Linked DNA regions of Homo sapiens: region 2 is linked to region 1. A link is a loop called in an ENCODE intact Hi-C map of the cell type or tissue named here. Cell type or tissue: mammary epithelial cell. All regions are shown on one strand. Each heading gives the region's core, and the rest is flanking DNA. Links, peaks and the distances in the headings are about the cores only. Region 1 overlaps MED29 (mediator complex subunit 29). Region 2 has its middle 16 kb from the start of LGALS16.

Evidence for each region. A loop is a pair of places that touch in the nucleus more often than their neighbours do. Peaks named below come from ENCODE experiments on the same cell type or tissue, not always from the same donor. Only the 100,000 strongest peaks of a DNase experiment are listed, where the experiment ranks them.
Region 2: a loop joins it to region 1, with 8 times the contacts of the local background. A loop is called at or near these places in 3 of 110 quality-filtered maps.

Annotation. Positions count from the first base shown.
Region 1 is chr19:39,394,301-39,403,636 of GRCh38, reverse strand. It overlaps MED29 (mediator complex subunit 29), which reads right to left. Exons shown (of 4, transcript NM_017592.4): 4 at 2,996-6,180. The coding sequence ends at 5,938. Among named protein-coding and RNA genes, the nearest start is that of MED29, 7.6 kb to the right of the region's middle. RefSeq lists enhancers at 1-334, 1,595-1,814, 5,267-5,316. In mammary epithelial cell, for the core only: a CTCF peak has its summit at 5,806 (motif pointing left); DNase peaks (open chromatin) are centred at 1,386, 4,896 and 5,796; H3K27ac peaks cover 2,910 bases.
Region 2 is chr19:39,664,050-39,678,776 of GRCh38, reverse strand. No RefSeq gene overlaps it. Among named protein-coding and RNA genes, the nearest start is that of LGALS16, 16 kb to the right of the region's middle. RefSeq lists an enhancer at 554-848. In mammary epithelial cell, for the core only: CTCF peaks have their summits at 4,732 and 6,593 (motif pointing right); no DNase peak of the experiment used is centred there.

The sequences.
Region 1 (9,336 bases), core at 1,337-9,336:
CTCTCTCCCATCTGCTGAGTCATCGGCCCCAAGAGTCAGGACTTTTGGGATAGGGCCACTCTCAAAGGAGGGGGATGCTTTGCTCGCAGAAGGACTGGTCCTCCACCTCCCCAAACCCACAGACCTGGGGGACCCAGGAGCCAAGGCCTCAGTCCCTCCTCCCTCGCAGTAACCCAGGGCCCTGGGTCCCCAGCCCCTCCTCCCTCAGACCCAGGACTCCAGGCCCCCAGCACCCCCCTCCCTCGGATCCAGGGGTCCAGGCCCCCAGCCCCTCCTCCCTCGGAACCAGGGGTCCAGGCCCCCAGCTCCTCCTCCCTCAGATCCAGGGGTCCAGGCCCCTAACTCCTCCTCCTTCAGACCCGGGAGACTCCCAACCCCCCCTCCCTCAGACCCAGGGGTCCAGGCCTCCAGCCCCTCCTCCCTCAGATCCTCAGGTCCCCCGAGACCCCAGCCCCTCCTCCCTCAGACCCAGGGGTCCAGGCCCCCATCTCCTCCTCCCTCAGATCCAGCGGTTCAGGCCCCTAACTCCTCCTCCCTCAGACCCGGGAGACCCCCAGCCTGTCCTCGATCAGATCCAGGAGACCAGGCCCTCAGCCCTCCCCTCAGATCTCGGGCGTCCCAGGCCAGAAGGAAGTTCATGGCAGGACTCCTCCCTGCTCCCTACGTAGCCAGCGGGAAAATCCGCGGCCCCAGCGGCGGCCGGGAATCCCCTCTGGAATGACGGTGGGGAAGGGGATGGCCGGGGTCCCCCCGCGGGGCGCTGGGGCCAGTCCTGGGCGGGCGGGGAAAGAAGGAAAGGGGCGGAAACCAGAGAGGCTAAAAATACAGCCAACACTTCCGGCCTAGGGGGAGGGGAGGGGAGAGCAGAGTTTCCAGAAAAACAAGCGGGGACGGGAAACGCGGGGGTGTGAGAGCTGGCCGAGTGCGCGGGCGAGCTGGGGATCGTGTACCCGCGGCACGTGTGCTCGCGCCGTGTGTGCGCCTGGCGCGATTGCCTGGGCCTGAGCGGGCGTGGCCAAGGGCGGCGCTGGCCGTGTGTACCCTGGCCTGCGACTGCGTGGGCGGCGGGCCTGGGCTAGCCGTCATGTGTACCCGGTTGTGTGAACAGTATGTGTGCTTGCGGGTGCAAAGGTGTGCGCCTTGGCATCTGGGGCTGCGAGAGCCTGTGTGCCTGGGTATGCAGTGGGGGAACGTGAGGGACACGAGTGTGCCCAGTTTCCTGTGAGAAGGCTGTGTGCATACAATCCCGCATGACTTGGCTGTGTGAATCAATGTGTGAAACCGCCTGTGTGATCGACTGTACCGTGTGTACTTTGGCCATCTCTGGGTGTGGGGTGGATGCTCTGTTGTAACTGTACTGCAATTTGTCTCTGAGGCGGCATTCTTAAGAACATGAGATTTTCATCCCCACCTGCATATCTGTGCGTAGCTCTGAGCCACTGTGGGATCTGCAGTGACTAAGTGTGTGTAACTCCGCGCAGGTGCCTGGGTGAGGGAATGACTGCCCTCCCCTGTGACTGAGGCTGTGTGCACACACAACTTTGTGTGTGTGTGTTGCTTTGAGACAGGGTCTCGCTCTGTTGCCCAGGCTGGAGTGCAGCCTCGACCTCCCAGGCTGAATCGATCCTTCCACTTCAGCCTCCCAGGTAGTTGGGACTAAAGGCACGTGCCACCACACCCGGCACACACATTTGAAGCTGTGTCAGCATCTGTGACTCTGCAGCTGTGGCCGTGTGCAAGGCCTTTGTGGCTCAGTGTGTGTAGTCCCTGGGTGTGTGAAGTGTTCACATATGTCCACGTCCTTTGTCGTGGGTGTCTGAGACTGCATGTGCAGACCACAGCAGGCCGGCGTCTGAATGCAGTTCCTGTGGCCCGAGTCACAAGGCAGAGAAACCGATGAACTTTGGTTTCTGACGTCTACAGCCTGCGTGATGGGGAGAGTAGCTGGCGAGCTCCCCCCTCCATGTCACTGTTCTTGTGTCGGCCTCTGTGGGCAGAGCAGACGTGCAGACATGAGTACCTGAGAAGCTGGGGCAGCGCCGATGAGGCTGCTTCTGATAGTGCTGGGCTAAGGACAGGGCTGAGTCAGCCTGTGATGGGCAAAGTCTGCGATGGGGTGAGAGATAGCTTATCTGGTAAAGTGGTGGTTAGAGGGTTGTTTGTGTATTCATGTGGCTGGGTTGCTCCCTGAAAGTATGTTTGTGGGACTGTCAATGGGATGGGGTCCCTGGGGGCACCATGATTGTAGGATGGTGGGTTAGCTCTGCAGTGGGGCAGACATGCTGTGTGCTGGAGTCCCCACGGTCTGTTTTGTGGTGGCTGTGCACCTCACGTACACCCCGTCCCTGGAGCATGCAGTGTGCACCAGACTGTGTAGTCTCCCTCTGGGTTTAGTTACCTAGCAAACCCAAGTCCTCACCAAGGCCCTCTGTGACCTGTCTGGATTTCCTCTCCTATCCCTGCTCCCTCATTGTGCCCAAGCCTCCTTTTTATGTGTTCCATAAATCCCAGCACATTCCTGTCCCAGGTCCCTGGCACTTGCAGTTCCCTCTGTCTGGAGCACTCTTGCCTGGATGTGTGGATGTCCCCAAGCTCATTCCCTCTCCTTCGGGGCTGCTCTAATATCGCCTTCTCAGTGAGGCCTTCCTTGACCTCTGTCAAGGATTAAAACAAAAATTAAAAGGCCCACTGCAGTGGCTCGTGCCTGTGCCTGTAATCCCAGCACTTTGGGAGACCGAGGCGGGCAGATCACTTGAGGTCAGAAGCTCAAGACCAGCCTGGCCAACATGGTGAAACCCCGTCTCTACTAAAAATACAAAAATTAGCCAGGTGTGGTGATGCACGCCTGTAATCCCAGCTAGTTGGGAGGCTGAGGCAGCAGAATCACGTGAACCCAGGAGGCGGAGGTTGCAGTGAGCCGAGATGGCGTCACTGCACTCCAGCCTGGGCGACAGAGTGAGACTGGTCTCAAACATATATAAACAAGAATAAGAAAACCCTTGTCATCTATTTAATAATAAATACATGGAACATATATAAACCATAATGAATGCTCACGAAACCACAATCCAACTTAAGTTCTCAAACTTTTAATGTTTTTCAATAAAGTAACACGATTCTCCATATGCAGATGTTACATTTCATGTGTTAGATTTGCTAAGTATGATTTAATTATACATTTCCATTTTTTGATCTTCAACTTAATTACACTTAAAAAATGAGTATTTTGCTGGTGTAAACACCTCCACTTCTTTTTTTAAAAAAACAGGGTCTCCATGAACCAAGCTGGAGTGCAGTGGTGCGATCACAGCTCACTGCAGCTTCAACCTCTCAAGCTCAAGGCATCCTCCCACCTCTCAGCCTCCGAGTACCTGGGAACCTGGGCACGCACCACCACACCTGGCTAATTTTTGAATTTTTTGCAGATAAGGGCTTTTGCTATGTTGCTCGGACTGGTCTTGAATTCCTGGGCTCAAGCCATCTGCCTGCCTGCACCTCCCAAAGTGATGGGATTACAGGCCTGGGCCACTGTGCCTGGCCCCAACATCTCCACTTCTGATCTCATTTTTCTGTTTTCTCACCATCTGATATATTTTACTTTTGTCACATTTACTGTCTCTCACTAGAACATCAGCTCCACAAATACAGGCCTTGGGCACAAGATACCCAATGTGTTTGCTGAGTGCAACTCAGTGGTGCCCACCTCCGCCCTGTGCCTGATAGATGTGTATCCATCACCCCACCACCCACTGAGTGCCTCTGTGGGCTCCCTGGGTGTGGTTTTAAGCATTGGTAGGCCCTGTATCATGGGTGCTGGGCTATCAGGCCCCCCCACCTGTGTGTGATGTTGTGTTGACACCACCTGGGAGGGCCGACAGTCCCTCAGTCTTGTGTGTGCGCTCATGGACCGACATCTCCACCACTGCTGGTGGGCTCTGTTGGGGAAAGGGTTAGTTGTCTTCAGTTGTATGCAAGATAACTGCATCATGTTGGGTGGGACTATGACTATGTTATCGTACTTATTTGGAGATTAAGTGTGGTTAAGGAGATGTGTGAGGGTGCCCAGATGACAAGGACTAGATGGTCAGTTTTTTATTTTTTTTGAGACAGAGTCTTGCCCTGTCGCCCAGGCTGGAGTGCAATAGTGTGATCTTGGCTCACTGCAACCTCTGCCTCCCAGGTTCAAACGATTCTCCTGCCTCAGCCTCCCGAGTAGCTGGGACTACAGGTGTGTGCCACCACACCCGGCTAATTTTTTGTATTTTTAGTAGAGTCGGGGTTTCACCGTGTTGGCCAGGCTGGTCTCGAACTCCTGACCTTGTGATCCGCCCGCCTCGGGCTCCCAAAGTGTTGGGATTACAGGCGTGAGCCACCGCCCCCGGCCCGATGGTCAGTTTTATGTGTCAACTTGGACGGGCTACAGTCCCAGTTATTCAAACACTCATCTAGCTGTCGCCATGGAAGTGTTTTGTAGATGTGATTAAAGTCCATAATCAGTTGACTTTAGATAAGGGAGATTATCCTACAAAATCGGGGGATTGGGTAAAAAACTGATTCAATTAGATAAATGGGCAAAACTGAGGCTCCCCTGAAGGAGAAATTCCTCCTAGGGACAGCGCTTCAGCCTTCCTTCTTGCCCTACATGCTCGGGCACTTCAAGGAAGAATAAGGGGAGGAATTTCCTGGGACACACAGCTGGCCATTTCCCAGTTTTCCAGTGTGGGGACTTGGGCTCAGCGTGAATCACAGAGGTATCCATGGTCCTAGGGTTTCCTTGCAGACGTGGGGTCCAGGACAGGAGGCCATGGAGTGCGAATGTGGGAACCATGGCACAGAAGATACTGGGTGGGGCAGTTCTCCAACCAGGCTGAGTCACTTGAGGCTTTCACACCCCAACATCTGAGCCTGGGCTGGTAGCTCCGCCCTGCACTTGCTCAGGCCTGAAGGCTGAGGCTGAGCTTCCTGAAGCTTCCAGGGAAGCAGGGAGTCTGAGGGGGCACTCCCTCCTTGAAGCCCCCTCCCCAGTGCCTGCTTCCCGGAGCTGGGGCTCAGGCGCCTGGGTTCTTCCCCAGGACTGATGATTCACCCCGGCTGGGGCCTTTTCACTTCTCCTTTGGGGCTAAAAATACTGGGACCCAGGCATCCAGCTGGGCCAGCCTTGCCACAAATTGCACAACGCCCCTCACTCAAGTTCCGCTGACGCAGGCTTGGGTGGGGGCCTGAGTTGCTCCCTGCTCAGACCTGTGGAGCTCAGAGCCTGGGCCCCTCCACTGCTCCTCTCCTAGGCCAAGGACCCTGGGGTCTGGGCTGACATGCGAGCCGCTGGGGGACTCTGGGCTTGGCTGTGGCCCCTGGAAATGAAGTCCCTTCCCTTAGCCCCAGATAACCCAGGGGTGCTGGCCCCCTGCATAGACACAGAGTCCCAGTTAGGAGCTGGGGATAGAAGACAGCTAAAGGGGACTAAGAGAGAGAGGTCAGAGTGAGAGAAATAGGACCATGGGGAGAAACACATTAACAGGAACAGAGAAACAAGGGAAAAAGAGACAGGATGAGAGAGACACAACTGTAATAGAGACACAGAGGAGTGGCACACAGAGACCACCTCCCAGCTGGAGACAGTCAGGAAGGACTGAGGGAGAGGGGACAGCCAGGGCTCCACACCCAGGCAAGAATGGGGGAGGGCCTGTGGAACAGAGAAGTCATCAACACACACAGTTCAAAGTCTACCCTAGGCTAGGAGGGGGAGCAGGAAGAAGGGGCAGGGACGCAGGGGCCCGGCCTGCGAGCTCCCTGTTGGCCTCTGCTGCCCCCTGCTGGCTCCCGCTGCGGTGCTCAGGCAGGAAGAGAGGAGGCTGCTGTGTTTAGGCCCAGGACGCTCTTCATTCCCTTTGCACACCACCCACCAACCACTGCCTGCCCCACTCCCTGTCCCCCACTTCACAGAGTGCCCCCAGGGCCAGCAGGTGGTGCGGGTGTCTTGCCCGTGACCTTGTTGGCACAGTCCAGCAGGGCGGTGTGAATGTCCTTGGCACAGGAAATCTGGGCTTTGATGACCGCCAGGTACTGTGGGTAGGGGAGGCTGTCAGGCTGCACTGCGTCGGGCTTGGTGGCTGTGGGCACCAACGTTGGAGAGTGCTTGGCACTGTCACAACTCTGTGACAGGCACTCATGCGCCAGGCGCTGTGGACAGGCAGGCAAGGGGACAGCATCAGCTCCACCCGAGGTCATTCTACCCCACCCCAAGGGCCAGCTGGGGGTTGTCGGCTTGGCCTCTGGATTTCCCAGGTCTTAGAGTCAGAGGTTGGCCCTGCCAGTCATTTGCTGGGGAACCTGGGGGCATGGCGGCTACTCTTCTCTGAGCCTCAGTTTCCTCCTTTGGAAAACGGGTTTAATAACCACCTCTTCCTACCTCATAAGGTGAGAACAGTGAGAGCAGGTGTATGAGACACAGGCACGGGTCCTGGCACACTGTTTAAAGTGCCAAGAACTGTTAGCTACTATCATTGTTACTGCCCTGGCTCCAGGCCTGGTGTTGGCAGTGGCATCTCACCCCTGGTTTTCTGCCTGCTTCTCTGGCTGCTCTAGGTACTACTTTCTTTTTTTTTTTTGAGATGGAGTTTCGGTTTTGTTGCCCAGGCTGGAGTGCAATGGCACGATCTCAGCTCACTGCAACCTCCGCCTCCCAGGTTCAAGTGATTCTCCTGCCTCAGCCTCCCGAGTAGCTGGGATTACAGGCACCCGCCACCACACCCGGCTAATTTTTTTTTTATTTTTAGTAGAGACAAGGTTTCACCACATTGGCCATGCTGGTCTCAAACTCATGACCTCAGGTGACCGACCCGCCTCAGCCTCCCAAAGTGCTGGAATTACAGGCATGAGCCACCGCGCCCAGGCTTTTTTTTTTTTCTTTTGAGGTGGAATCTCGCTCTGTTGCCCAGGCTGGAGTGCAGTAGCACGATCTTGGCTCACTGCAACCTCTGCCTCCTGGGTTCAAGTGATTCTTCTGCCTCAGCCTCCAGAGGAGCTGGCACTTCAGGTGCATGCCACCAAGCCTGGCTAATTTTTGTATTTTTAGTAGAGACGGGATTTCACCATATTGGCCAGGCTGGTCTCGAACTCCTAACCTCGTGATCTACCCGCCTTGGCATCCCAAAGTGTTGGGATTACAGGCATGAGCCACTTGTGCCCGGCCCCTTTTTTTTTGGAGACAGTCTCGCTCTGTTACCCAGGCTGGAGTGCAGTGGCGCCATCTTGGTTCACTGCAACCTCCACCTCCCGGGTTCAAGAGATTCTCTTGTCTCATCCAAGTAGCTGGGATTTCAGGTGCACGCCACCATGCCTGGCTAATTTTTGTATTTTTAGTAGAGACAGGGTTTTGCCATGTTGGCCAGGCTGGTCTTGAACTCCTGACCTTGTGATCTGCCCGCCTCAGGCTCCCAAAATGCTGGAGTTACAGGCACAAGCCACCGCGCCTGACCAGCTCTAGGTACTTCTTACACTACCTAAGACGTAAGTGCAGCCATTCCTAGGCCCTGTCTTCTCTCACTGTTCAAGCCCTCCCAGGGCTGTCACACCCACGCACACCACTCAGTTTCCACCTCTGCACTAATGGCGCCCACACTGTCGCTGGCCTCCCCCTGACATTTGTAGGGCCCTTGTACTCCCCAAAACTGCTTCTCCTAGGTCCCTGTTTCGGGGACAGTCCTCCTTTTTTTTTTTTGAGACGGAGTCTCGCTCTGTCACCCAGGCTGGAGTGCAGTGGTGCGATCTCGGCTCACTGCAAGCTCTGCCTCCCGGGTTCATGCCATTCTCCTGCCTCAGCCTCCCTAGTAGCTGGGACTGCAGGCGCCTGCCACCACGCCCGGCTAATTTTTGTATTTTTAGTAGAGACGGGGTTTCATCGTGTTAGCCAGGATGGTCTCGATCTCCTGACCTTGTGATCCGCCTGCCTCGGCCTCCCAAAGTGCTGGGATTACAGGCATGAATCACCGGGCCCAGTGACAGTCCTCCATTATAAACCAGAGTCCTGGGCCTCATCCTAGAAACTTTATCTCCTTCCAGCACACCGGTCCTGTGGCCCATATACAAAGCCCTGCACACGAAGCCTCTCAAGTTCCCCCAGTCTTCCCCATTTCCTCACGACCCCGCCCTGGTGGAGCCCAGTCCAGGCGTCCTTGGATCCTGCCATGGCTGCGCCCTTGGGCTCCTGCCTCCAGGGTTCAACCTCCCCTCATTTGTCAGCCAGAGGTATATTCCTAAAAAGCAGATAGGTCCATATTCTTCCCTGCTTGAAACCCTCCATGCTTCCCCAGTGCCCTTAGGATTATATTCAAAATCCAACAAGCCCTATGCCTACCACACCTCAGCCAGAATGAATTACTTGATGTTCCTAAAACAAATTTAAAGCAAATGTTATTCCCTCTGTTTGGAACATGGTTCTGACACTACCAAGCTTCTCAACCTCCCACTTTTCCTTCAAAACCCAGGCCAGGCCCGGCACAGCGGTCTGTAATCCCAGCGCTTGGGAGGCTGAGGTGGGTGAATTGCTTGACCCCAGGAGTTCAAGACTGGCCTGAGCAACATGGCAAAACCCCGTCTCTACAAAAAATACAAAAATTAGCCAGGCATGGCAGTGCATGCCTGTAGTCCCAGCTACTTTGAGGTGGGAGGATCACTTCAGCCCAGGAAGTAGAGGCTGCAGTGAGCCGAGACTGTGCCACTGCAGTCCAGCCCGGGCGACACAGTGAGACTCTGACTTGGAGGAAAAAAAAAAAAAGCCGGGTGTGGTAGCTCACGCCTGTAATCCCAGCACTTTGGGAGGGTGAGGTGGGTGGATCACAAGGTCAAGAGATCAAGACCATCCTGGCCAACATGGTGAAACCCCATCTCTACTAAAAATACAAAAATTTGCTGGGCGTGGTGGTGCGTGCCTGTAGTCCCAGCTACTCAGGAGGCTGAGGCAAGAGAATCGCTTGAACCTGGGAGGCCAAGGTTGCAGTGAGCTGAAGTCGCGCCACTGTACTCTAGCCTGGCGACAGAGTGAGACTCTGTCTCAAAAAAAAAAAAAAAAAAAAAAAAAAGGCCGGGTGCAGTGGCTCATGCTTGTAATCCTAGCACTTTAGGAGACTGAGGCGGGTGGATCACTTGAGGCCAGGAGTTCAAGACCAGCCTGGCCAAAATGGTGAAACCCCATCTCTACTAAAAATACAAAAATTAGCCAGGCGTGGTATGCCTATAGTCCCAGTTACTTGGGAGGCTGAGGCACCAGAATCGCTTGAAACTGGGAGGAGGAGATTGCAGTGAGCCTAGATCGTGCCACTGCACTCCAGCCTGGGT
Region 2 (14,727 bases), core at 3,212-11,211, 270 kb before region 1:
AGGCACCTGTGCACTTTGGAGTCCAAATAGGGGAAGGGAGCCCCCATGAGGTCCCTACTCTGTTTCAGTGTAGAGAGCGCAGTTCCCACTCAGCCCTGCTCAGCTCAGACACAGCCCCTTCCACGCTGCTACTCACTCAGTTATTCACGCCCGAAATCCCGTCTCAGTCCAGAAATCTCTATGCTGTCCACTATCCTCCTCTTTTCCTCACACACTTTCTCACACCTATAGAAAGTTCTCCTAGTCTCTATAGGTTTCTACTTTCCTAAAGCAACCAGGGACACAGAGATTCTTATTTCCTGCCAGTTCACCTAGGGCAGGCAAGACACTCTGTATCTACTCTCAGTGTCTTCATAGCTGTTTCCTCAAGCAGCAAATATTGTTCCTGTGATTTGTGTCTGAAATACTAACTAGAGAGTATGCATCAGACTCAAGCAGTGAATTACAAAATCAGTTTCCTCTCCACGTGGGATTTCCTGGAAATCTATTGATGTCTTCATAAGTAGAAGTGAAAGGGGAATCAAATCCTGTTTTTAAGTCGGTTCCAAGTTCAGCTGGAATTATGTGAAAGTGAAAGCACTGGAAGCACCTGGCACTGCCCAGTTGGCCCCACATCCATCCTCTGCTTATTTGCTCAGTGTCAGGTTGCAGAAGTGGAATGGACACACTCAGCAAATGGCAGAATCCCACATTGGTTGTCTGACCTGTGCAGGGAGGAATGTGATAGTAGGAAAGGGCAATGGAAGCCATTAGAGCTGCTTCCACCTACAAAAATAGGAAAGCAAAAGCAACACCGCATTCTTGGAGGGCCTGCACAGAGTAGTACAGTCATGAGGGACTTTAAGATACAAGGGTGGCGTTTTTTAGATGGAGTCTTGCTCTGTTGCCCAGGCTGGAGTGCAGTGGTGTGATCTCGGCTCACTGCAAGCTCTGCCTCCTGGGTTCACGCCATTCTCCTGCCTCAGCCTCCCGAGTAGCTGGGACTACAGGCACCCGCCACCATGCCCCGCTAATTTTTTGTATTTTTAGTAAAGACGGGGTTTCACCGTGTTAGCCAGGAACCTGACCTCGTGATCCACCCTCCTCGGCCTCCCAGAGTGCTGGGATTAAAGGTGTGAGCCACCATGCCTGGCCCATATTTGGCAGTTTTATCTCTTAAATTTGGGTTGTTGATCCATTTTGAGTTAATTTCTGTATATAGTATAAGGTGAGGGTCCAGATTCATTCTTTTACATGTGGATATTCAGTACAAAAAACCTCCATGACAGGTTTACGTGTATAACAAGCCTGCACATCCTGCACATGTACTCCTGAACTTAAAATAAAAGTTAAAAACAAACAAACAAAAAACCCCACAAAAACCAAAAACCATTTATTCAGGAGACAATTTGTTCCCACATTGAATGATCTTGGCACCCTTGTGGAAATCAACTTACGATGGATGTTTAGATTTATTTTGACTCTCAATTCTGTTCCACTGGTCTATAGGCTTATCTTTAAGCTGGTATGAATGCATTTTGATTACTGTAGTTTTTTAAAGCAAGTTATGATATTAGGAAGCTGAGTTATCCAACTATCAGAGCATTCACTTTGTAATCTGGCATTTGTTAAGACCATGCCACCAGTTTCCTTTGCAGTTATGCCATGTTTTTAGAAATTAGATCCTACATATGGGTTTCAGCACTCAGCACTCTCTTCCCTGTGCTTGCAGGATGTGAGGGTTTCTTTAAATGCTATCATCAGGAACATCTAGTGTTCAAAGTGTGCCTTTAATTGGTAGTTGGTGAGCATGAATAAGTCCCTCTCCTTTTTTCATTCATTCATTCATTCTTTTTTTTTTTTTTTTTTAGATGGATTCTCGCTCTGTTGCCCAGGCTGGATTAAGTGGTGTGACCTTGACTCACTGCAACCTCCACCTCCTCCTGAGCTCAAGCGATTCTCCTGCTTCAGCCTCTTGAGTAGCTGGGACTACGGGCACCTGCCACCATGCCTGGCTAATTTCTGTATTATTATTTTTTTTTTTGAGACACAGTCTCACTCTGTCACTCAGGCTGGAGTGCAGTGGTGTGATCTTGGCTCACTGCAACCTCTGCCTCCTGGGTTCATGCCATTCTCCTCCCTCAGCCTCCCAAGTAGCTGGGACTACAAGCACCTGCCACCACACCCAGCTAATTTTTTGTATTTTTAATAGAGACAGGGTTTCACTGTGTTAGCCAGGATGGTCTCGATCTCCTGACCTCGTGATCCGCCCACCTCGGCCTCCCAAAGTGCTGGGATTACAGGCATGAGCCACTGCGCCCAGCCAATTTCTGTATTTTTAGTAGAAATAGGGTTTTGCCATGTTGATCAGGCTGGTCTTGAACTCCTGACCTCATGATCCACCAGCCTCAGCCTGGGATTACAGGCGTGAGCCACTGAGCCCAGCTCTTTCTTTCTTTTTGTAAAAATAATTCCAATGCAGTTAAAACCAAACCAAATACTTCCAGAATCCTATGATTCCCATTGTACCCCTACCATTCTAGTGCCACAGCTTCTGGAGTCCAGTGCTTCACCTTCTCTCAGCACTTCCTGCCAAGAACACACAGGCGACTATGCTTAGTCATTGTGAACTCGTAATTGTAATACCAAGCAATACTTAGTAATTGTGATACTTAGTATGCCATGGGTAATCACTACTTCACTTACCAGCAATGGATCTTTACAGTGATCTGCCCAATAAGAGATTTAGGTTCCCAGTATGAGGGTCCAGCTGCTTTCTATGACTTTTTCTGGCATAAGCTTGGTTTTCACCCTCACCCCGACCAAATAAGAAATGTTTCTTAGTACTCTCTGCCCAGAAGATGAAAGGAAGTATTTATCCATCTGCCCCCATCCCCAGTTGTTAAAAAGTCATCCTGTTGGCATTAAGTCTCCCACAACTTTGGTTTGCAAATGCATGGGTGCTGAGAGGATTTCTGCAAAAGTCCTATTCTACCATCTCAAAGAAGCCCAGTGCTGGAAAGAGGAAGGTACTGGAAAGATAGATACTAAGGAGAGGCACTGTCAGTGTGTACCTGCATGAAGCTAGTGAACAACTGTCTGGACCTGGTCACCTTAGCAATGGCTGGATGAAGAGGTGGGGCTGAGAGGATAACACGTGGTGCAAGAAATGCCTGATATACTGACCTCTTTTCAATTCCTCATACCACCAAGCTCATTTTCATTTTTGGAGCCTTATATATGACAAAAATTCAAAAAGCATCAAAAAATGTCATAACAAGGCAGGGAGAATGTTCTAGATTAAAAGAGACCAAAGAAGTATAGCACCAAAGTGCATGAAACCTGATTGGATAATGGATTTTAAAACAGCTATAAAGGACATGCTTTTGTACAATTGGGGAAATTAAAATAGTATCATAAATTAGAAGTTGATTCTTAGGTGGTGGCAGAGTAGAACTTCTATCAGTCTTGTGGATCTGAAGATACAAAAATTATAGGTTGTTGTCTGCCAAGTGGGAGAGAGAGTTAGGCTTTTAGTTGGAACCCTGAAAGAGATACACCCTAGAGCAGGGGTCCCCAACCCTCAAGCCATAGAGCAGTAACAATCCGTGGCCTGTTAGGAAAGAAGCCACAAAGCAGGAGGTGAGCAGTGGGTAAGCATTACTGCGTGAGTGGCCTCCTGTCAGATAAGCCCCAGCATTAGATTCTCATAGGAGCACGAATTAGAATTTTACAACCAGAATTCCACATTGTGGGTGCCACAGTGTATAGTTTTATCACAAATAGTAGCATAACTATAACAATTCCCACAAGAGTGGGATAGTAAAAAACATTTGTTTAAAACTTTACTTGTCAAGATATAACATTTCCCTTTGGGGATTTACGGAGTTCCAAGTGCAATTTCATTTATCATTAAAATTTTCTGCAATTATACATTAAAAAGAAGTTTTAATATTTGGTGGCAAATTTTGACAGGAAAGGGCAGAAATGACAACAAGTATATGTTGAGGTAAATGTGGGACTGAGTAAGATGGGTAGACCTTACTCAGTTACTTAATTTTTGTGATTTTTAGCTTAACATTTTCTGCTTTTCCACATGGACATTCTGGATGTTTCTCTGGACTGTTAGGGGTTGCTCCCCCAGCTTTTTAAGCTTTGACTTTAGTGTGATGTATTCAGGAGTTGATTCCTGTAAATTTTACTACTGAGAGGGTTGAAAGAAGAACAGTGGAGGGCCCTTCCCAGCTTGGCTTAGGGAAGGAGAGAGATGAGATTTTTCACTAATACTAAATTTCCTGGATTAAATAAAGATGGTTTTAGTTCCTGGACTTGGGCTTTCACTAGTTGTGTTAATGCCCTGAGACTTCCTTGCCTCTGTCTTAGCTGGCTGACCAGTTAATTTATTTCCTTTGCTTACCTTATTTATTTTCTTTTGATGTTCCCTACAATGCATCCTGCTATTTCTTGTGGAAGAAAAACTGAGGATAATAACCTATTAATTTCCTGGTGATATTTTATGGGAGATTCATTAGTGGTAAGAAAATGCCTTTCCTTTTAAATAGCAGCATGAGCATGGACAATTAGGAAAGCATACTTGGAGTTAGTAGAAATGTTAGCTATCTTTCTCTGGCTTAATTTAAGTGCTCTTGTAAGAGCTATTAGCTCAGCTAATTGAGTGCTTGTGTTTGGGGCAGTGACTACTGCTCATCCTGCCTTATGTACTTCTTGCTTTACTGGCTGTTTACTAGCTAAGAGCTCCCCTTAGAGGTCAGTGATCCTGCCACATTATGTGGGCTGTAAACAGTTGAATTATTTCCTAGGGTTAACTTGGAGGCTTTTTTGACTAGTAGAGCTATTATGACAATGACTTGGAAGCACGTGTAAATAGGTCTTTCTAACTACAGCTAAGGTTGAAAAAAATATTGGATTAGAGTTTTTCCCGAGATGCCCTTTACAGTTGTGCTATGAGAAGAGCGGAGGCCTGGATTAGAGAGGAGAAAAGAGAGAGACTGGCTCTAGTGCTTAGAAGGAGGTTTACTTTCCTTTTGTAAATTTCCAGAATCCTCTAGGACTCCTGTGCTCTATGGCAGTTTGAGTCACTGGAGCCAATGTTGGAGCCCTTGGACCCATCATTCCTGCTGGACCATCTGTGAGGCTGATTTTGAACCCAGTGACCTCTGCCTCTGGGGGTAGTTCTGTTTCCAGTGGTTTTTGCCACAGCCTGGATAGGGTTGAGTTTGCTTCATCTTGCTGCCTGGGCATTCCTTTTAAAAATGCTCTGGGCTGCCATGCCAATAGCAACTAGTGGATGTACCTTGGGGATTCTGGACTTTACAAGCTTGCAAAGCTGCTGCTGGAGCCTCTGTCCTTCTCTTGAGATTCCCCCGCTTTTGTTGGGACTCCTCCTTGTCCCTATTATAAAAGACCAAAGTCGCCACTTGCAGGAGGTTCTCTAAGGTGGTATTTTGTCCTAAGCTTGCTTTTTTAGTTTTAATATCAGGAGCTGCTTTTGTAATAAACTTCTCCTTCAAAATGAGCTGTTCCTCCATTGAATTAGGGGATAAGGAGATGTACTCTATTAGTGCCTCTCTTGGCCTTTCCATAAAGGCTACAGAATTATTATCTGGCTTTTGGTTCATTATAGACAGCTTAGAGTAACTGAGAGGTTTGGCCCTGGTTTCCTCTAGGCCTTTTATAGTGAGTATTAAAAAGTACTTCCTTTTCCTATCATTTCCTGAGCTATTGAAGTTTTAGTTAGGGTTGTTTATGAGAACCGCTTCCCTCCCATTTAGTAAAAATGCCATGTCCTTGTGCAAAAGAAAATAAATTGCTTTTCTCTTTACAGTTTTGAGATTAAGGAAGTTTCAGTGTTTCAGAGTGCACTCCAGAGGGGTGCAACCTAAAGATAATTTATTATCCATTTAGAAAAAGAAGAAAGAATACAAAGCATCTTCTTAGTCTCCTTCCTTTTGGTATGACCCAGAGTGGAGGAGCAGACAGGGAGCATCCTCTGATTACTTCCCCTCCCTGGTTTCTGGATCCCGGCACCATGTTAAATGTGCCACCCATGGCTGTAGGTGTGGTCCTCCAAGCCATAGAGCTGGATGAACTAAGTGATGGGGCTACCCGTGCTTACCCATGCAGTCTTAGCTTATCTGCCTTGTGTGATTTACCTTTGATTTCCTAAACATGTGCAGTTTGCCTGGCTCCCTGAAAACGGATCTCCGGGGAGACTGTGTCACCTCTGGGCAAGGCTCCTTTAATGGAGGCAATGTGCTAGATTGCCTGCTATTATGACCCGTGCTAATGCATTTACCCTTTAAAAAAAACTGTTCTGGTTAACTTCTAAACTTAATATCCCCTTACCAATTAAGTACTGTCTTAATTGGAGACAGAATAGGTGCCTTAAAAGAGTGTAGGAACCGAATGGCAGTTTTCCTACTGATGGGACAATATTGGGACTAAAATCTGGCTGTGGAAGACATCTTACTCCTAATGGTTGAAACCAGAGTTTCCCGTCCACAGAAGTAGCAGTAAAAAAGTGCAAAATGGAGAAATTGTGAAGCTGCAACGTACCACAGAGAACCAAGTGTCTCATGAAGAGGATTTTTATTTCCACCAGGTGGCGGTTTTGGCTTAGAAATACCATGTGCTCACCAGCGAAACCTTAGAGAGACAGACGTTTATTGAGTTACTGCCTGCCTTGATTCATGATCTTCTCTAACAGACCTGTTTCCCTGAACTGTAAAGATTCCTGCACATTAGACACAGTGAGAGAGACAGTAAGAGACCGCGGGTAGAGAGAGAAAGAAAGTTTGGTGGCAGGATAGCTGGAAGAGAGCCTAGAGATTAAAAGACAGATTTAAAGTTGAGATTTGCTCCATACTCACCAGTCTGATGAATGAATTCCCATTCCTGGCCAATGCACCTAAAAGATATGGCTCCGATGACTGGAGGGAACCAGGGTCCTTGGTCTCGTGCTGATAAGATTAACAACATGGACACATGTGGAGTGGTTTTAAGGGGTGAAAAGTTTCATAGGCAAGAAAGAAGGAAGGAAGAAAACAGCTCCCCCGTACAGAGACAGAGAGAGGGGGATTCGAACAAAAAACCCCCCATGCTCCCCACCCTGTGTCCAAGTGTTCTCATTGTTCAATTCCCACCTACGAGTGAGAACATGCGGTGTTTGGTTTTCTGTCCCTGCGATAGTTTGCTCAGAATGATGGGGGGAGGGAAAGCATTAAGAGAAATACCTAATGTAAATGACGAGTTAATGGGTGCAGCACACCAACATGGCACATGTATACATATGTAACAAACCTGCACGTTGTGCACATGTACCCTAGAACTTAAAGTATAATAATAAATAAAAACCTATCACACACACACACATAAAAACCATGTGTGGTGGAAAAGTGATTGCTTATATTGGGATGCTGGAGGAGGCGGCTTCTGGTTTCCATAGGGCCCAGGGGATTGGTTTGACCAGGTGTGTAATTTCTGTAGCCTGTGAAAAATCTGGCCCTCCCATCTTAGCCCTTTAATATGCAAATGCGGGTTGCCATGATGTTTCGAACACATGGTGTTATCTGAAAGTGGCCATGACACTTGGTACACCTGGTGACAAGGAAAAGATGGCAGGAATCACCACATTGAGTGAACCTCGTTTCTAATGACCCAGTATTTGCATATCAAAGCTTGCTCTCCTGGCCCTTCAAGCCACCTTTTCTGTTAGAAAAGAGATGGTTTGGGGGTTGTTTCTTATTACAGGAAAATTTCCACCAAGAACTTTTACCCTTACTATCTACCTAAAAATTATTTCTTAATAACTCCTGTATCACAAGGATGAGAAATAGTGTCCATGTAGGTCCTGAGAATAAAAAAAAAGAGCCTAATCCATGATATATAATACCTAAAAATGGCTTTGGAAGTGCATATTTTATTGTGGCCAATGTTTGACCTCTTTAAAAAGCTATAATATCATGACAGTGTGGTGCTGGCTTAAGGAGAGGCATAGAAATCAAAGGAGTAGAATAGAGAGCCTAGAAACACTCACAGAGGGTCACCTGAGAGTCCACAATGGGCTACGACCATCGCATTGGAAAAGGACAGACTTCTCAACACGTGATGCTGGGAAAACTGGACTTACACATACTGGTCCCTTAGCTTATAACATATACAATAGTGAACTCAAAATGTATCAATGAGTAAACGTAAGACCTTCAATGATAATGATAGGAGAAATGATAATGACAGGCAGATATCATCATGACATGAGATTGGGCAATGATTTCTTGATTATGGGCTGTAAATACAGACAAAGTGCACTTTATCTGTTTTTTCTTTTTTTTTTTTCTTATGTCATTTTCTTTTTTAAAAAATTATTATTATACTTTAAGTTTTAGGGTACATGTGCACAATGTGCAGGTTAGTTACATATGTATACATGTGCCATGCTGGTGTGCTGCACCCATTAACTCATCATTTAGCATTAGGTATATCTCCTAAAGCTATCCCTCCCCCCTTCCCCCACCCCACAACAGTCCCCAGAGTGTGATGTTCCCCTTCCTGTGTCCATGTGTTCTCATTGTTCAATTCCCACCTATGAGTGAGAATATGCAGTGTTTGGTTTTTTGTTCTTGCGATAGTTTACTGAGAATGATGATTTCCAATTTCATCCATGTCCCTACAAAGGACATGAACTCATCATTTTTTATGGCTGCATAGTACTCCATGGTGTATATGTGCCACATTTTCTTAATCCAGTCTATCAACGTTGGACATTTGGCTTGGTTACAAGTCTTTGCTATTGTGAATAGTGCCACAATAAACATACGTGTGCATGTGTCTTTATAGCAGCATGATTTATAGTCCTTTGGGTATATACCCAGTAATGGGATGGTTGGGTCAAATGGTATTTCTAGTTCTAGATCTCTGAGGAATTGCCACACTGACTTCCACAATGGTTGAACTAGTTTACAGTCCCACCAACAGTGTAAAAGTGTTCCTATTTCTCCACATCCTCTCCAGCACCTGTTGTTTCCTGACTTTTTAATGATTGCCATTCTAACTGGTATAAGATGGTATCTCATTGTGGTTTTGATTTGCATTTCTCTGATGGCCAGTGATGGTGAGCATTTTTTCATGTGTTTTTTGGCTGCATAAATGTCTTCTTTTGAGAAGTGTCTGTTCATGTCCTTTGCCCACTTTTTGATGGGGTTGTTTGTTTTTTTCTTGTAAATTTGTTGGAGTTCATTGTAGATTCTGGATATTAGCCCTTTGTCAGATGAGTAGGTTGCAAAAATTTTCTCCCATTTTGTAGGTTGCCTGTTCACTCTGACGGTAGTTTCTTTTGCTGTGCAGAAGCTCTTTAGTTTAATTAGATCCATTTGTCAATTTTGGCTTTTGTTGCCATTGCTTTTGGTGTTTTAGACATGAAGTCCTTGCCCATGCCTATGTCCTGAATGGTAATGCCTAGGTTTTCTTCTAGGGTTTTTATGGTTTTAGGTCTAACGTTTAAGTCTTTAATCCATCTTGAATTAATTTTTGTTTAAGGTGTAAGGAAGGGATCCAGTTTCAGCTTTCTACATATGGCTAGCCAATTTCCCCAGCACCATTTATTAAATAGGGAATCCTTTCCCCATTGCTTGTTTTTCTCAGGTTTGTCAAAGATCAGATAGTTGTAGATATGTGGCGTTATTTCTGAGGGCTCTGTTCTGTTCCATTGATCTATATCTCTGTTTTGGTACCAGTATTATGCTGTTTTGGTACCAGTATTATGCTGTTTTGGTTACTGTAGCCTTGTAGTATAGTTTGAAGTCAGGTAGCATGATGCCTTCAGCTTTATTCTTTTGGCTTAGGATTGACTTGGCGATGCGGGCTCTCTTTTGGTTCCATATGAACTTGAAAGTAGTTTTTTCCAATTCTGTGAAGAAAGTCATTGGTAGCTTGATGGGGATGGCATTGAATCTGTAAATTACCTTGGGCAGTATGGCCATTTTCACGATATTGATTCTTCCTACCCATGAGCATGGAATGTTCTTCCATTTGTTTGTATCCTCTTTTATTTCATTGAGCAGTGGTTTGTAGTTCTCCTTGAAGAGGTCCTTCACGTCCCTTGTAAGTTGGATTCCTAGGTATTTTATTCTCTTTGAAGCAATCATGAATGGGAGTTCACTCATGATTTGGCTCTCTGTTTGTCTGTTATTGGTGTATAAGAATGCTTGTGATTTTTGTACATTGATTTTGTATCCTGAGACTTTGCTGAAGTTGCTTATCAGCTTAAGGAGATTTTGGGCTGAGACAATGGGGTTTTCTAGATATACTATCATGTCATCTGCAAAGAGGGACAATTTGACTTCCTCTTTTCCTAATTGAATACCCTTTATTTCCTTCTCCTGCCTAATTGCCCTGGCCAGAACTTCCAACACTATGTTGAATAGGAGTGGTGAGAGAGGGCATCCCTGTCTTGTGCCAGTTTTCAAAGGGAATGCTTTCAGTTTTTGCCCATTCAGTATGATATTGGCTGTGGGTTTGTCATAGATAGCTCTTATTACTTTGAGATACATCCCATCAATACCTAATTTATTGAGAGTTTTTAGCATGAAGGGTTGTTGAATTTTGTCAAAGGCCTTTTCTGCTTCTATTGAGATAATCATGTGGTTTTAGTCTTTGGTTCTGTTTATATGCTGGATTACATTTATTGATTTGCATATATTGAACCAGCCTTACATCCCAGGGATGAAGCCCACTTGATCATGGTGGATAAGCTTTTTGATGTGCTGCTGGATTCGGTTTGTCAGTATTTTATTGAGGATTTTTGCATCAATGTTCATCAAGGATATTGGTCTAAAATTCTCTTTTTTGGTTGTGTCTCTGCCAGGCTTTGGTATCAGGATGATGCTGGCCTCATAAAATGAGTTTGGGAGGATTCCCTCTTTTTCTATTGATTGGAATAATTTCAGAAGGAATGGTACCAGTTCCTCCTTGTACCTCTGGTAGAATTCAGCTGTGAATCCATCTGGTCCTGGACTTTTTTTGGTTGGTAAGCTATTGATTATTGCCTCAATTTCAGAGCCTGTTATTGGTCTATACAGAGATTCAACTTCTTCCTGTTTTAGTCTTGGGAGGGTGTATGTGTCGAGGAATTTATCCATTTCTTCTAGATTTTCTAGTTCATTTGAGTAGAGGTGTTTGTAGTATTCTCTGATGGCAGTTTGTATTTCTATGGGATCGGTGGTGATATCTCCTTTATCATTTTTTATTGCGTCTATTTGATTCTTCTCTCTTTTCTTCTTTATTAGTCTTGCTAGCGGTCTATCAATTTTGTTGATCCTTTCAAAAAACCAGCTCCTGGAAGAATGCTCATTTTTATAAGATAATCCAAATTATTTTCCAAAGTGGTTGTTCTAATTTAAACTCTCACCTCCTGTATTAATTCGAGATGATCTTGTTGATCCACAGTCTCTCCATATTTGTTGATATGGTTTGGCTGTATCCCCAACCAAACCTCAGCTTGAATTCTATCTCCCAGAATTCCCACATGTTGTGGGAGGGACCCAGGGTGAGGTCACTGAATCATGGGGGCCAGTCTTTCCTGTGCTATTCTCATGATAGTGAATAAGTCTCATGAGATCTGATGGGTTTATCAGGGGTTTCTGCTTTGGCTTCCTCCTCATTTTCTCTTGCTGCTGCCATATAAGAAGTGCCTTTTGCCTCCTGCCGTGACTCTGAAGCCTCCCACACCATGTGGAACCGTAAATCCAATTAAACCCCTTTTTCTTCTCAGACTTGAATTTGTCTTTATCAGCAGTGTGAAAATGGACTAATACAGTAATATGGTACCAGTGAAGTGGGGTGCTGCTGAAAAGATACCCAAAAATGTGGAAGCGACTTTGAAACTTGGTAACAGGCAGAGGTTGGAACAGTTTGGAGGACTCAGAAGAAGACTGGAAAATGTGGGAAAATTTGGAACCTCATAGAGACTTGTTGAATGGCATTGACAAAATGCTGATAGTGTTATGAACAATAAGGTCCAGGCTAAGGTGGTCTCAGACGGAGATGAGGAACTTGTTGGGAACAGGAGCAAAGGTGACTCTCATTATGTTTTAGCAAAAAGAGTGGCAGCATTTTGCCCCTGCCCTAGAGATCTGTGGAACACTGAACTTGAGAGAGATGATTCAGGGTATCTGGTGGAAGAAATTTCTAAGCAGTAAAGTATTCAAGAGGAGACTCAGATGATGTTAAAGACATTCAGTTTTATAAAGGAAGCAGAGCATACAAGTTTGGAAAATTTGCAGCCTGACAATGTGATAGAAAAGAAAATGCCATTTTCTGAGGATAAATTCAAGCTGCCTGAAGAAATTCACATAAGTAGTGAGAAGCTGAATGTTAATCCCCAAGACAATGGGGAAAGTGTCTACAGGGCATGTCAGAGATCATCACAGCAGCCCCTCCCATCACAGGCCCAGAGGCCTACAAGGAAAAAATGGTTTTGTGGGCCGGGCCCAGGATCACTGTGCTGTGTGTAGCCTAGGGCCTTGGTGCTCTGTGTTTCAGCCACTCCAGCCATGGCTGAAAGGGGCCAACATAGAACTCAGGCCATGGCTTTGAGAGTGCAAGCACCAAGCCTTGGCAGCTTCCACCTGGTGTTGAGCCTGCAACTGCACAGAAGTCAAGAATTGAGATTTGGAAACCTCCACCTAGATTTCAGAGGATGTATGAAAACGCCTGGATGTCCAAGCAGAAGTTTGCTACAGGGGTGGGGCTCTCATGGAGAACCTCTGCTAGGGCCATGTGGAAGGGAAATGTGGAAGGATCAGAGCCCCTACACAGAGTCCCTACTGGAGCACTTCCTAGTGGAGCTGTGAGAAGAGGGACACTGTCCTCCAGACCCCAGATACCTTGCACCATGAGCCTGGAAAAGCTTCAGACACTCAACATCAGCCCATGAAAACAGCCAGGAGGTGGGCTATACCCTGCAAAGCTACAGGGGCAGAACTACACAAGGCCATGGGAGTCCACCTCTTGCATCAGCATGACCTTGATGTGAAACATGGAGTCAAAGGAGATCATTTTGGGGCTTTAAAATTTGACTACCTGGCTGGATTTAGGACTTGCATGGGGCCTGTAACCCCTTTGTTTTGGCCAATTTCTCCCATTTGGAACAGCTGTATTTACTCAATTACCTGTACCCCCATTGTATCTAGGAAGTAACTAGCTTGCTTTGGATTTTACAGGCTCATAGGCAGAAGAGACTTGCCTTTTATCAGATGAGACTTTGGACAGCAGACATTTGGGTTAATGCTGAAATGAGTTAAGACTTTGGGGGACTGTTGGGAAGGCATGATAGGTTTTGAAATGTGAGGACATGAGATTTGGAGGGGCCAGGAGCAGATTAATATGGTTTGGCTATGTACCTACCCACATCTCAGCTTCAATTGTATCTCTCAGAATTCCCATGTGTTAAGGGAGGGACCCAGGGGGAGGTAGTTGAATCCCTTGGGCTGGTCTTTCCCATGCTATTCTTGTTATAGTGAATAAGTCTCACAGGATCTGATGGGTTTATCAGGGGTTTCGTCTTTTGCTTCCTTCTCATATTCTCTTGCCACTGCCATGTAAGAAGTGCCTTTCATCCACTGCTATGACTCTGAGGCCTCCTTGGCCATGTGGAACCATAAATCCATTAAGCCTCTTTTTCTTCCCAGTCTCAGTTATGTCTTTATCAGCAGCGTGAATGTCGACTAATACATTTGGTATTGTCAAACTTCTTAATATTTGTGGAGCGAATAGATATGTAGTATCTTGTGCATTTTCTTGATTACTAATGAGGATGAGAAAATTTTTATGTTTTGGGGGCATTCTCTTTTGTGAAATCCCTATTAATGTCTTTTCCCAATTTTCTTTTGGGATGCTATTTTTAAAATTAATTCATAGGAACTCCTTATACTTTGTTGATTTGATATTAATCTTTCATAGGTTTTAGGTACTGCAAATATCTTCTTCTAGTTTATAGTTTATCTTTTCACTTTTTTACTTTTATTTTTTAATTTTTACTTTTTTTTTGAGACAGAGTCTCACTCTGCCATTCAGGCTGGAGTGCAGTGGCTCACTGTAACCTCCACCTCCCGGGTTCAGAAGATTCTCGTGCATCAGCTTCCCAAGTAGCTGGGATTGCTAGTGTCTGCCACCAATGCCTGGCTAATTTCTTATATTTTCAGTGGAGACAGGGTTTCACCATGTTGGCCAGCCTGGTGTCAAACTCCTGACCTCAGGTGATCTACTGTTGGGATTACAGGCTTGAGACACCATGCCCAGCTTATCTTTTCACTTTTTGATGTAAAAAGTTCTCAATTTTGTGATAGTCAAAACATCTAATCTTTTTTAATGGTTAAATGGCTTTTTGTGTCTCATTCACTTACATTTTCTACTAAAAGTTTTAAAGTTTTGTTTCTGACACATAAGTCTTTGGTCCATCTGGAATTTAATGTTTGTATATAGAGCGAAGAAGGAATATAATTTCATTTTGTTTCCTATATCAGTAACCATTATTTTTCTTTCCTATGTATTGAAAAGTCCTTTCTTTCTTTGCTGATCTGCCATGTCACCTGCATCACATATCAAATATTAAATTTGTGGAGATTTGTTTGGGAGCTCTCTATTCTGTTTCATTGGTCAGTTTATCAATGAAGACCACACTATCTTAATTGCTGTAGCTTTATAAAACTTCTGATATTTGGCAGGAGAAAT